Linked DNA regions of Homo sapiens: region 2 is linked to region 1. The links are chromatin contacts, found by Hi-C in ENCODE. All regions are on one chromosome and are shown on one strand. The core of a region is the stretch at or near the end of the contact, and the rest is flanking DNA. Distances in the headings are between cores, read along the strand shown.

Region 1 (5,550 bases), core at 2,583-5,082:
TAAAAAAAAAAAAAAAAAAAAGAAGAAGAAAGAAAGAAAAAAAGGAAGGAAGCAAAAAGGAGGAAGGAAGGAAAAACTTTAGTTAGTTCTGCTGGACTGAATTGATGTCTCCCAGCCAAAAAGTGAGAAAGCTTTACAGTAAGCCTGCTGAAAGAAAGAAAAAAAAAACCCATGTACACATACATATCAAATGAGATGCCAAAAAATGACATTAGTATTAGGGGTGCCATTTGAGTTGATGAAAAAAAATTAACTCCTTTATATCTGTATGTAGCTGGGAATAGTGTAGGCTTTTAGAAACTAGCAGGAAAAAAGAAGGAGATACTTTAAACTAGGAATGGTTTGTAGCCAAATCAATTGATAAAAGAAGGAAAAAGATGGCACAACTAAAATTGATGCCAAAGATTTATAAGGTTGACTAAATAAAAATGAATGGATCACCATGGAAATGCATGAATACTGAAATAGGCAAGATTTGAATAGACTAATGATGTGCCTCACTTAAACTGACAGGTGTTGATAACAACGGTGACACTCAATCCACACCAACCGCCACACTTCCAACATGTTTATTCCTAGAAAACAGGCTGGATTTAGAGGTTCCTTTGGTAATAGTTTATAAGCAAAATGCATTTTCCGGTCTTAAAGTGACTGACTCAATGCTCATCTACTGGAAAAACAAAAAAAAGGTTTTTATCCATTTTGTTCCTAGATATGAGGAGCTGCAGTTAGCAAAAGTCATTCTCCTGGGCTCTACTAGTCTTTGTTTCAATAAACCTCCCACAAACCTGAATTCTCAGTCTTGCTTGTCTCCCACACTGAGTACTTGAAGTATGACCACCACTCATTAGAAACATAATTAAAAAGACACAACACTAGATCCCCACCCCCCATCACATTCAGATGAAAACCAATAACCCTTAATCTATTTGTTACCATGGCTACCATAGGATATTTTATTTCAGTAAAACTCTAGGTATTTCGTTTGGATTGCTGCTTGCAAATGAAAGTTGGAGACCTATAAATTTCCATAACCGAGAGACCGAGGAGAAGAAAATGTTTTTCTTAATCACAGGCAAATATGGTTTATAAGATGTTTGTGCAGAAAAGTTATTAAAATTGGTTAGATGCATCAGCCCATAAACCAATTTAAATGCCATTAAATTCATATAGAGTTTAAAAGGCACATGTGCTAGTAATTCCCTGATTTATAGCAGGGTGATAAATCAAGTGCACTCCAGCACAATGTATGGGACGGAGACTATTCATCAGTAGCACACAGCTCCATACCTGTATAAACACCTAGATTATGGACTAATCAAATACACGCATGCCAACCAGCCTTTAAAGTATTCACTAGTGCTTACTGGACATGTTTTCTCTAAGTGTCGGAAAGAACAATCTATAAAATTGTTCATTCTCCTCCCTCACAAAAAAATTAAAAAGCTCTATACCTTCTTTCCATAATAATAATAATAATAATAATAATAATAATAATAATAATAAATCAGGAATGAGGTGGGACAAGTCTGCTGTCATTCATCTGAAAATGAAGCAATTCCTCAAATCTGCCCTCCCAGGGCTGAGTTAGTGATAAGACCACACGGCGAGGAAGAAACTCTGTAGTGACTAGACAGATGACTTTAAAGAGACTGAAACTAGTATAAATACAGCCGTAACCAGGACAGATCTGTCATTGCAAGAGGAGTCCGAATCCCAGCGTTGCTGGACTGGAGAGAGGCTGGAACCTGCAGCAGCGGGCCGGGATGCCGCTGAGCTGCCGAAGTGGAAGTTTCGCAGGCAGCAGCAGCTCGGCGTCCTCCACGGTCTGGTCCCTCCAGCGCCGAGGTCTCGCCTAATGCTACATAAATACCTGCGTCCACGATTCGCCCGGGGCGCGCCGCGGCGCAAGCACGGGAGGGAGGGAGGAGAACGTTTGCAGAGCGGCGGGGATGGCAGCGGCGGCGGCGGCAGCTCCTTACCCATCAGCATCTCTGGGGGCCCGCGCGAGGGCCCGCCAACGGACCGCGTCTGCCGCTTGGTTCCACAGCCCAGGGACGACAACTGGCTTCTCAGCGGGTGGACCCAGGCATCCGAGACTCGCGCGTGGCCGCCACCCCCTCCTCCGAGACGGCTGGCCGCAGGCAGGCAGCGCGTCCCCGCCTTCCCCAGGCAACGCAGAGGCGACCTGCCCTAAGAGCCACCTCCGACCTACCCCGGCTCCCAGCCCCGCGCTCCGGCCCCAGGCGAGCACGTCCCTCCCTTGGGGCCCGGGGCCGACGCTGCCCAGCGCGGGCACCCGCGCGGCGACCGCAGATAACCCTAGCGCTCTCAGCCCGCTCCAGGCCACGGAGACCGGGACGCGAGCCCTGGGCTCCCCCGGCCCCCCGAGGCCATCGGGGCGCGCGTTCACACTCCCACACTACACATCTCCAGGTCCACCCTGTCCCACACATCAACAACCCCTCCCCAACGACACCACCTCCTGGCCGCTTCGCCGTCCCCGTGAGCTCTCCTTTCCGCGTCCCCCCACAACACGCTGGCACCCACAAGGTGTCAAGGGAAGTGTGCGTGTGTGTGTCGGGGTGGGGTGGGTCACAATAAGGTCTGTGCGGGTTCCCTCCCGACGGTTTTCGAGCTCATCTACCTCGAAAGTTACTTGGGATTGAGTAAAGAGACCCAGTCCCCAAATGCGAGATCAGAGGACGCGAGGGGCAGAAAACCCCAACCTGGCTTCTCGCTGCACAGAGGCGCGCACCTCCCCAAAGGACAGTGCGCGCGGCCGCCCCTGGGGGCCAGCCCTCCGTCGCCTCCAGGTCTCCTGCCCGGCCGGGGCCCTGGGCCGCTCAGGGGAACGTGGCCTGGAGAGGGGCGCGCGCCGCCGGGCCCAGCAGGGGGGCTGCTCCGGCCAGGGGTCACACAAGCCTCCAGCACCTCCGAACACCGTGACAGTGGCCCCAGGCAGCCCCGGTGCATACACACCCGGGGGCAGGAAGTTTTTTCCCCCCCTTTTTTTCCCCCTGGAGCAGCGCAGGCGCAAGGGCTCCTGCAGCCTGCGAGTCCAGACGCGGGAGGCTCCTGTCGCCGCCGCCGCCGCCGAAGCCGAGCCCAGGGTTCCGGGTTCCGGCCCCGCTCCCACGCCCGGCCCGGCCCGGCCCCACGCGGCGGCCAGGACCTGGGTCTCCCTCCGGCGCCGCATCCGAGGCGCTCCAGCCCGGCCCGGCTCTTACCTCCGGCGCGCGGCTCCGGCCCCGGCCCGACGCGCAGAGAGCCCGGGGTCGCGGGTGGGCGCAGGAGGGCTGATGGAGAGCGGACAGCGCCGGCGGGTAGCGGTGGCTGGGGCCGCTCGGGTCCTGGCCGGAGGAAACGGATCCAGGTCCTCCTCCTCGCGTTCCTGCTCTCCGCCTTCTCCCCTCGTTCCTCCTCCTCCTCCGCCGCCGCCGCCTCCCGGCAGCCCAGGGAGGATGCCCGGGAGAGGGAAGTCGGTCCTCCTGCCTGTCAGCCTGTGCGGCTATGAGCGGTGCGGCGCGGCTCTCATCGAGGCGGCGGCGGCGGCGGCGGCTCCGGCAGCATCGCCCCCGCCCTCTCCCCGCAGCCGCGGCGGCCGCGGGGCTGGGGCTGGCTCCGGGCTCGCGGCTCGGGCTCCGGGCGGGGGCTGCGCTCAAGCGCGGCGACCGCCGGGGCTGCGGACGGGCGCTGCGGAGCCGGGGCCGGGGCTGGAGCTGCGGCGAGATCCGCGGTGGCGGGGACGGCGGCGGCGGCGCGGGGGCTGGCGCGGCCGCGGCGCGGGGACCATGCTCCCTTCTGGCTCGCTCCGCTCCGGGTACCGTCTGCTTTAGCTGCGAGGGAGGCGGGCTTCGGCGCGCAGCCAGGGGCGGGCGGAGCCAATCACGGGCGCCCGAGTGGGCGGGGGTGGCGGGTGGGGGAGGCGGGGCCCTCTGGCCCGGCCCGGCCAGGCCGGGCCCCGTGCGCAGTTTCCCCGGCCCGAGGGATTCCCGGCTGCCGCGCGCCGGGTCCGAGGTTGGAGTGCTCGCGGGTGTGTCCGTCGGTCCGTCCGTCCGCCGCCCCCGCCCCCCGCGGTGGCCCCCGGCTCGCCTGGCTCCGCGGCCGCGCCCGGCAGACGCACGGCGCGTGGCACGGGCTGCTCCGCCGTGGCCTCCTGGCCTTGCTGGCCCAGGGTTGGGGGCCCGGGACTGAGGCGAGCTCCCCGTCTGCTCTCAACACCTGAGGAAACTGGCGGAAAAGTTTGAGAAGGAAAAAGTCCAATCGTCTTTCAGCTTCCGCCCTCTTTATGACACTCCAGCCTTGGAAAGGAGCAGGAATTGTCCACACCTCTGAAGGACCAGGGAGAGCCCTGCAAAGTGTCCACCAGCCTTCTGAGTCAGCCCTGCCTCTCCTGGGGCGCGCGACTTTTCTGTTCATACTGACCCTTAGGAATCCAGGAAGCCTTCTCTGTTTAACAGCCTGACCAGCCTTTGATGTCTATACCGACTACTCACCCCCACCACAGCTCGCTCTCTCTCACACTGTCTACACTGACTTCTCAGTCCCACCACCTCTCGGTCTACACATGCTGTCTACACAGACCCTAACTTCTAACCCTAATAGAAGAGATTTGGCCAGAGGCGTGTGGGACCCCCAATGAGGGCTTTTCCATTATGCTAGAATATTTCACTCTGGGCACAGTCTTCTCCACCCCGACCGCTCTCCTAATCTGGTTTTTATTCCCCGACCTCTCCCTCCTCCCCTACATCCCCTTTACCTGGTTTTGAGTTTCAGAGGAAATATCTGTACCTGCCCTCCTCCTCCACCCCTGTCTGAATGTAAAGGCCTGAGGGCCCAATCCTCATCCTCCACCCTCCCTCCGCTCCCCCGGGTAAAGGCCTGAGGCCTGAGGCCTTGCTAGAAATTGGAGTTGGGGTGCTGTAGGTAGTGTGGGGAGCTGGCTGTGGGGGCCCAGCTGGGAGGAGCTGGCCTGGGGAGGGCTTTGCCAGTCCTTGCCTCCATCTACCAGGGCCAAGGAGGACTGAGCCGGTAAATATTTTCTTCTCAGCTCCCCCCCTGTGATGTCTGATCCAGGCCTCTGCTCTCCTTGGCTGTAAACTCAGCGCACGGATTGTGTCTTCTTTAATATTTTGTAGGAAGCAGAGTACAGTGTCGTGGCTGATAAATAATAAATAATAATAATCTACTGAGGGTAGCAGGAGCACTGTCAGAAATGGAATGAGGACGCCGGGGAAATGGCCCACTAGTGTCAGAATAACTGCATTTCCTGGAAAAAACATCCAACAGAGTTTGTGTGTGTGAAGCCCGGGACTCAAGGGAGGGGACAGAGCGGAGCACTTCAGGGAGGAAGCCACCCTTCATGAGGACGACAGCCAGGAAAACTGGCGTGACCTTAAGAGAGGGTGACAGAGGTGCCGAAAAGGGGAGCAGGAGTGGGGGGGAGGGGGAGAAAAGCTCCCCAAGGGTCCTCAGACAACACCTGAAGGTGATCGATAGCTTTGGTTTGAGTACTATGTCCTTCAAATGGTATATGAAAAGTGATAG
Region 2 (5,224 bases), core at 1,424-3,923, 1.8 Mb before region 1:
GAGCTGCGAGGCGGAAGATGCTTGAGGTGGGATTGATGAGAGGAAAAGGGTCCCAAGAACTGCCATCTGGATTTCTGTATAGCTGAAGGCCATATGCAAAGGTCTGGCTGCGTAGAATGGGCTATCTACATCCAAAGGGCAGAGAGAGGGGCCCCTCAAATGCTGGATGGAGCAGCAGGAGCTGCCTTCATTTCCAGCATGAAATTGGGCTGCTGTCACCATGACAGAAACTTTCTGATCAGCTCGTCCTCCACCCCTTGAACCCCAGCAGTCGAATCATACTGTGCTTGTCATGGTGACATATTACGGGACCAAGTGCGTAACAGAAAGTAAATGGACTCTGAGAGAGTCCAGAAGGATGCCTGGATTGTTCGCAGAATTGAACAGACCTTAGGAACTGGAACTAATACTTGATTCTCTCTCCTCTCTTCTCGCACTGTCTCTCTCTCCTCTCTTGCTCTTGCTCTCTCGTGCTCTCTTCAAGTCTGTCTTGTTTTTGTTTGGCTCTGCTTGGCCTCCTCTGTAAACAGTCTGACTCCAGGTGGGGGAAACTTGCCCCCTGACATCCCTGAATTCACATGCTCCTAGCTTACAGCCTTGGTGGAATTTTCCCCAGAGCCTTCTATCAACTCCAGAGAAGAATTCTGACTGGTCCTGCTCAGTCTGGCACCATCTCATTATTGGGTAGTCTGATTGCCCAGGCTGGAGGGCTATGGCTGAAGGACCAAGGGCAGCCTGTTTCCAGAAGGAAATGGGATGGAAAGGGGCTGGTCAGCACTAAAACAATAGCAACCAGAGGCCGTTACACATGGTTTTCAGGATAAAGTAAAAAAAATCGGCCGGGCACGGTGGCTCACTCCTATAATCCCAGCATTTTGGGAGGCCGAGGTGGGTGGATCACGAGGTCAAGAGATCGAGACCATCCTGGCCAACATGGTGAAACCCCGTCTCTACTAAAAATACAAAAATTAGCTGGGTGTCGTGGCACGCACCTGTAGTCCCAGCTACTTGGGAGGCTGAGGCAGGAGAATCGCTTGAACCCAGGAGGCAGAGGTTGCAGTGAGCCAAGATCGCGTCACTGCACTCCAGCCTGGCAACAGAGTGAGACTCAGTCTAAAAAAAAAAAAAGTCAAGATAGCAGAGGCCCTCCATCAAAGAGCATGCTGTCTAGTTAGGGAGATGAACTTGGAACAACAGAGGGCAACAGAAAGTGCTACTGGTGGCTGTCCTCAGACCACTTTGAGACCACTCAGCTCTTGAAAAAATTAGAGTACAAACATGGTATCCCTACTCTGTAACCAATTAACTCACATTTTTTAGGCCACAGCAGCTGGAGGAATCAACCCTAGGAAGATGGATCCTAATTATGGCAGGAGTGCAGTGTGGCAAAGCAGAAAATGCAGACAGATTGAGTTTAAATCCTAGCCCTCTACCAGCTGTGATAATCAACTCAACCTTTTTAAAGACTCAGCAAATAAAATTGACACAATTAGTAGCCTCCTTCCTAGGCTGTTGTGAGGATTAAGATATGTATATTAGGTGTTCACTAGAGGATATAAACGAGTACTCAATAAATGAGATGTAGCCAGGTGCGGTGGCTCACACCTGTAATCCCAGCACTTTGGGAGGCCAAGGCAAATGGATCAGTTGAGCTCAGGAGTTTGAGATCAGCCTAGGCTACATAGTGAAACCCTGTCTCTACAAAAAGTACAAAAATTAGCTGAGTGTTGTGGCTCGTGCCTGTGGTCCCAAGCTACTTGGGAGGCTGAGGTGGGAGGATCGCTTGAGCCTGGGAGGTTGAGGCTGCAGCGAGCCAAGATTGCACCACCGCACTCCAGCCTGGGAGACAGAGTGAGACTCTGTCTCAAAAAAATAAACAAGTTGCAACCTTATGGTACAGTATTAAGACTTATTACTAACAATGACTCTTGCTGCTGTGGGCGGAAAGCCACCCAGGTGCCGAAGCAAGAGACTGAAGGCACAAACTGTTCCAGTATAATAAAGAAAATAGAATAAGAAAAGTTATACTAGAAATAGGATATAGAGATGATTATATATGGATATTATCAATCATTAGTTTTAGTATTAATCTGTGCTTTACTATTATAACCGAGGAATAACCAGCCAGTACAGTCAGGAGCTGAAGGAACATTGTGAGAAGTGACCAGAAGATAAGAGTGTGAGCCCTCTGTCAGGCCGGACATGGTGGCTCACGCCTGTAATCCCAGCACTTTGGGAGGCCAAGGCAGGCGGATCACGAGGTTAGGAGATCGAGACCATCCTGGCTAACACGGGGAAACCCCATCTCTACTAAAAATACAAAAAATTAGCTGGGTATGGTGGCGGGCGCCTGTAGTCCCAGCTACTCGAGAGGCTGAGGCAGGAGAATGGCATGAACCCGGGAGGCAGAGCTTGCAGTGAGCCGAGATCGCACCACTGCACTCCAGCCTGGACGACAGAGTGACTTCGTCTCAAAAAAAAAAAAAAAAAAAAAAGAGCGTGAGCCCTCTGTCACGCCCGGATAAAGGCCGCTTGTGGGCTTGTGTTCCTGGGAAGGCACCTGTTACTTAGCGGACCATGAAAGGGGGTTTCCCTTTCCTTGGAAGAGTTAGAGAACACCTGCTCCACCAGCCTCTTGTGGGAGGTTGGACATCAGCCAGTCTACCCACAGACATCCGGAGGCTTAAACGTCTCCCTGTGGTGCTGTGCTTCGGTGGTCACACTCGTTCACTTTCATGTTCTGCCTATATACCTGGTTCCCCTCTTAAGTCCTTAGAAGATAGCAGTAGCAGAAATAGTGAAAGTATTAAAGTCTTTGATCTCTGATAAGCACATAGAAAAAAGGCTGATGCATGATGTCCTCCCTCTGCTTCAGCTACCACAAAGGGAAGGGGCCCCCTGTCCGGTGGACACGTGACTTGCTTGACCTTATCAATCACTTGACATGACTCACTCTCCTTATCCTGCCCCCTTGCCTTGTATACAATAAATAGCAGTGCATCCAGACATACGGGGCCACTACCGGACTCTGCACATTGGTGGTAGTGGCCCCCTGGGCCCAGCTGTCTGTCATACTCTCTCTTAGTCTTGTGTCTTATTTTTCTACAATCTCTCGTCTCCGCACATGAAGAGAAAACCAACAAGGCGCCATAGGGCTGGACCATACATGCTGCCACAGTGAAATTGTTGGAATCCCAGCCCCAGCTCCTTCCCTCTTTTCTGAGTGATCCTTGCTTCCCAGATGTCACCCCAAGATGCCTTTCCTGGGCAAAAGTAAGGAATCCCAGCCCTAAAAGGCAGATGGGCAGGATACTTTGAGGACCTACTTTGGGCTGGATGCCTGGCAGCTGGTTTGGCTGCAAGGCCCAGAAGCCCACTAAAGCTGCTGAAGTCAAGGGGGACTTAGAATAACCATGACAGCATTTCATGGAATTCAGTTGTAGGAGGCAGGATGGGCATCAGCGTAAGCAGGGTTTCCCAGGTGGCTGCTCTCTCTGTCTATCCTTCCATCAGGGACTGTGTATGCCCTGCCTCTGCCCTTCTGTTGATCGGGTTCCTTCCCTTGCCCTCGGTCACTGATTTCCAGCTGGCACCCTCATGGCTGACCCCAAAGGTCTCATGTCCCAGCCTTCATAACCTTCCAGTCCTTATACTGGCACCAACTGACTCTGTCTCTGACTTCACACCAAGTTTCTGGGACAGAGACTGTGGTTGCCTGGCTTGGATCAGGGTCACATGGGTTCAATGAGCCGTGACAAGTGATGGTAGAAGTGCACTGTGGCACTGCAGCCTCGACCTCCCAGGCTCAAGTGATCCTCCCACCTCAGCCTCCCAAGCAGCTGGGACCACAGGCACAGGCCACCACGCCTGGCTAATGTTTGTATTTTTTTGTAAAGACGGGGTTTCACCATGTTGCCCAGGCTGGTCTTGAACTCCTGACCATCTACTGACAAGGGATGGCTTCTTTCTTTGACAAGGGAACACTTCTAGCGGTGAACACTTCAGAGCTGGCATCCCAGGCTCTCTCCTCAGCTGCCTGTTCAAATCTGTGCTGGGTTGGTGGGCTGCCTTGTGTTCTAGCTTGGCTGATAATATCTGGAGAAGAAGAAGAAGAAGAAGACGTGTGAACACTTTGAAATCGAAATGTTGGTGTTAGTTTCCTAGGGCTGCTATAACAAAGTACCAGAAACCAGGTGGCTTAAAACACAGAAACTTATTGTCCCACAGTTCCGGAGGCTTAGAAGTACAAAATCAAGGTCACAGCCACTTTCCCTCTGTGTCTGCGTCCTCGTATGGCGTTCTCCTTTTTATGGGTATCCACATTTCCCTCTGTTATTTTTATTTATTTATTTATTTATTTATTTATTTATTTATTTATTTATTTTGAGACAGAGTCTTGCTCTGTCGCCCAGGCTGGAGTGCAGTGGCGCGATCTCGGCTCACTGCAAGCTCCACCTCCTGGGTTCACTCCATTCTCCTGCCTCAGCCTCCCGAGTAGCTGGGACTACAGGCGCCTGCCACCAAGCCCGGCTAATTTTTTGTATTTTTTTTTAGTGGAGACGGGGTTTCACCATGTTAGCCAGGATGGTCTCGATCTCCTGACCTCGTGATCCACCCGCCTCGGCCTCCCAAAGTGCTGGGATTACAGGCGTGAGCCACCGAGCCCCAGACTATTTATTTATTTTTTTGGAGACAAGTTCCCGCTCTGTTGCTCAGGCTGATGTGCAGTGGTGCAATCACGGCTCACTGCAGCCTCCATCTCCCAGGCTCCTCCCCCATCAGACTCCCAATAGCTGAGACTACAGAAGTGAGCCACTATGCTCGGCCCATCTCCCTCTTATATAGACACCAGTTCTATTGGATTACGGCCCACCCCAGTGACCTCATCTTAACCTGATTACATCTGCAAAGACCCTATTTCCAAATAAGGTCACATTCACAGCTACAGGACTTCAATCTATATCTTAGGGATTTACAGTTGAGCCCGGTTATAAGTGTCCACACTGGGTATGGTGGTGTGTATGTATAGTCCAGCTATGTAGGAGGCCAAGGCTGGAGGATCGCTTGAATCCAGGAGTTTGAGACCAGCCTGGGCAACATAGTGAGACCCCCATCTCAAAAAGAAGAAAAAGACTAAAATGTCCGTAAATAAAATGTAGTGGGAATACAGCCATGCTCATTCTATGGATCGTTGTGACAGAGACTATACACAAAGCTTAATATA

The links. A loop is a pair of places that touch in the nucleus more often than their neighbours do. Pooled maps may share reads with other maps.
Region 2: a loop to region 1 is called in a map with no recorded cell type, with 8 times the contacts of the local background. The contact joins the enhancer-like site here to the promoter of KLHL29 in region 1. A Hi-C loop is called at or near these places in 2 of 37 single-sample maps with no recorded cell type and 2 of 50 pooled maps.

Annotation. Positions count from the first base shown.
Region 1 is chr2:23,383,461-23,389,010 of GRCh38, reverse strand. It overlaps KLHL29 (kelch like family member 29), which reads right to left and starts at 3,832. Exons shown (of 14, transcript NM_052920.2): 1 at 3,231-3,832. LINC02923 (long intergenic non-protein coding RNA 2923) reads left to right here and starts at 1,693. Exons shown (of 6, transcript NR_187213.1): 1 at 1,693-5,550. RefSeq lists silencers at 1,946-1,995, 2,166-2,335, 2,356-2,475, 2,716-3,575, 3,746-4,095.
Region 2 is chr2:25,207,845-25,213,068 of GRCh38, reverse strand. It overlaps LINC01381 (long intergenic non-protein coding RNA 1381), which reads right to left. Exons shown (of 2, transcript NR_132378.1): 2 at 3,867-4,095. Among named protein-coding and RNA genes, the nearest start is that of LINC01381, 6.1 kb to the right of the region's middle. Within about 2 kb of position 2,673, at least 6 of the 41 ENCODE cell types and tissues checked have a DNase peak (open chromatin) inside an H3K27ac peak, as active enhancers do.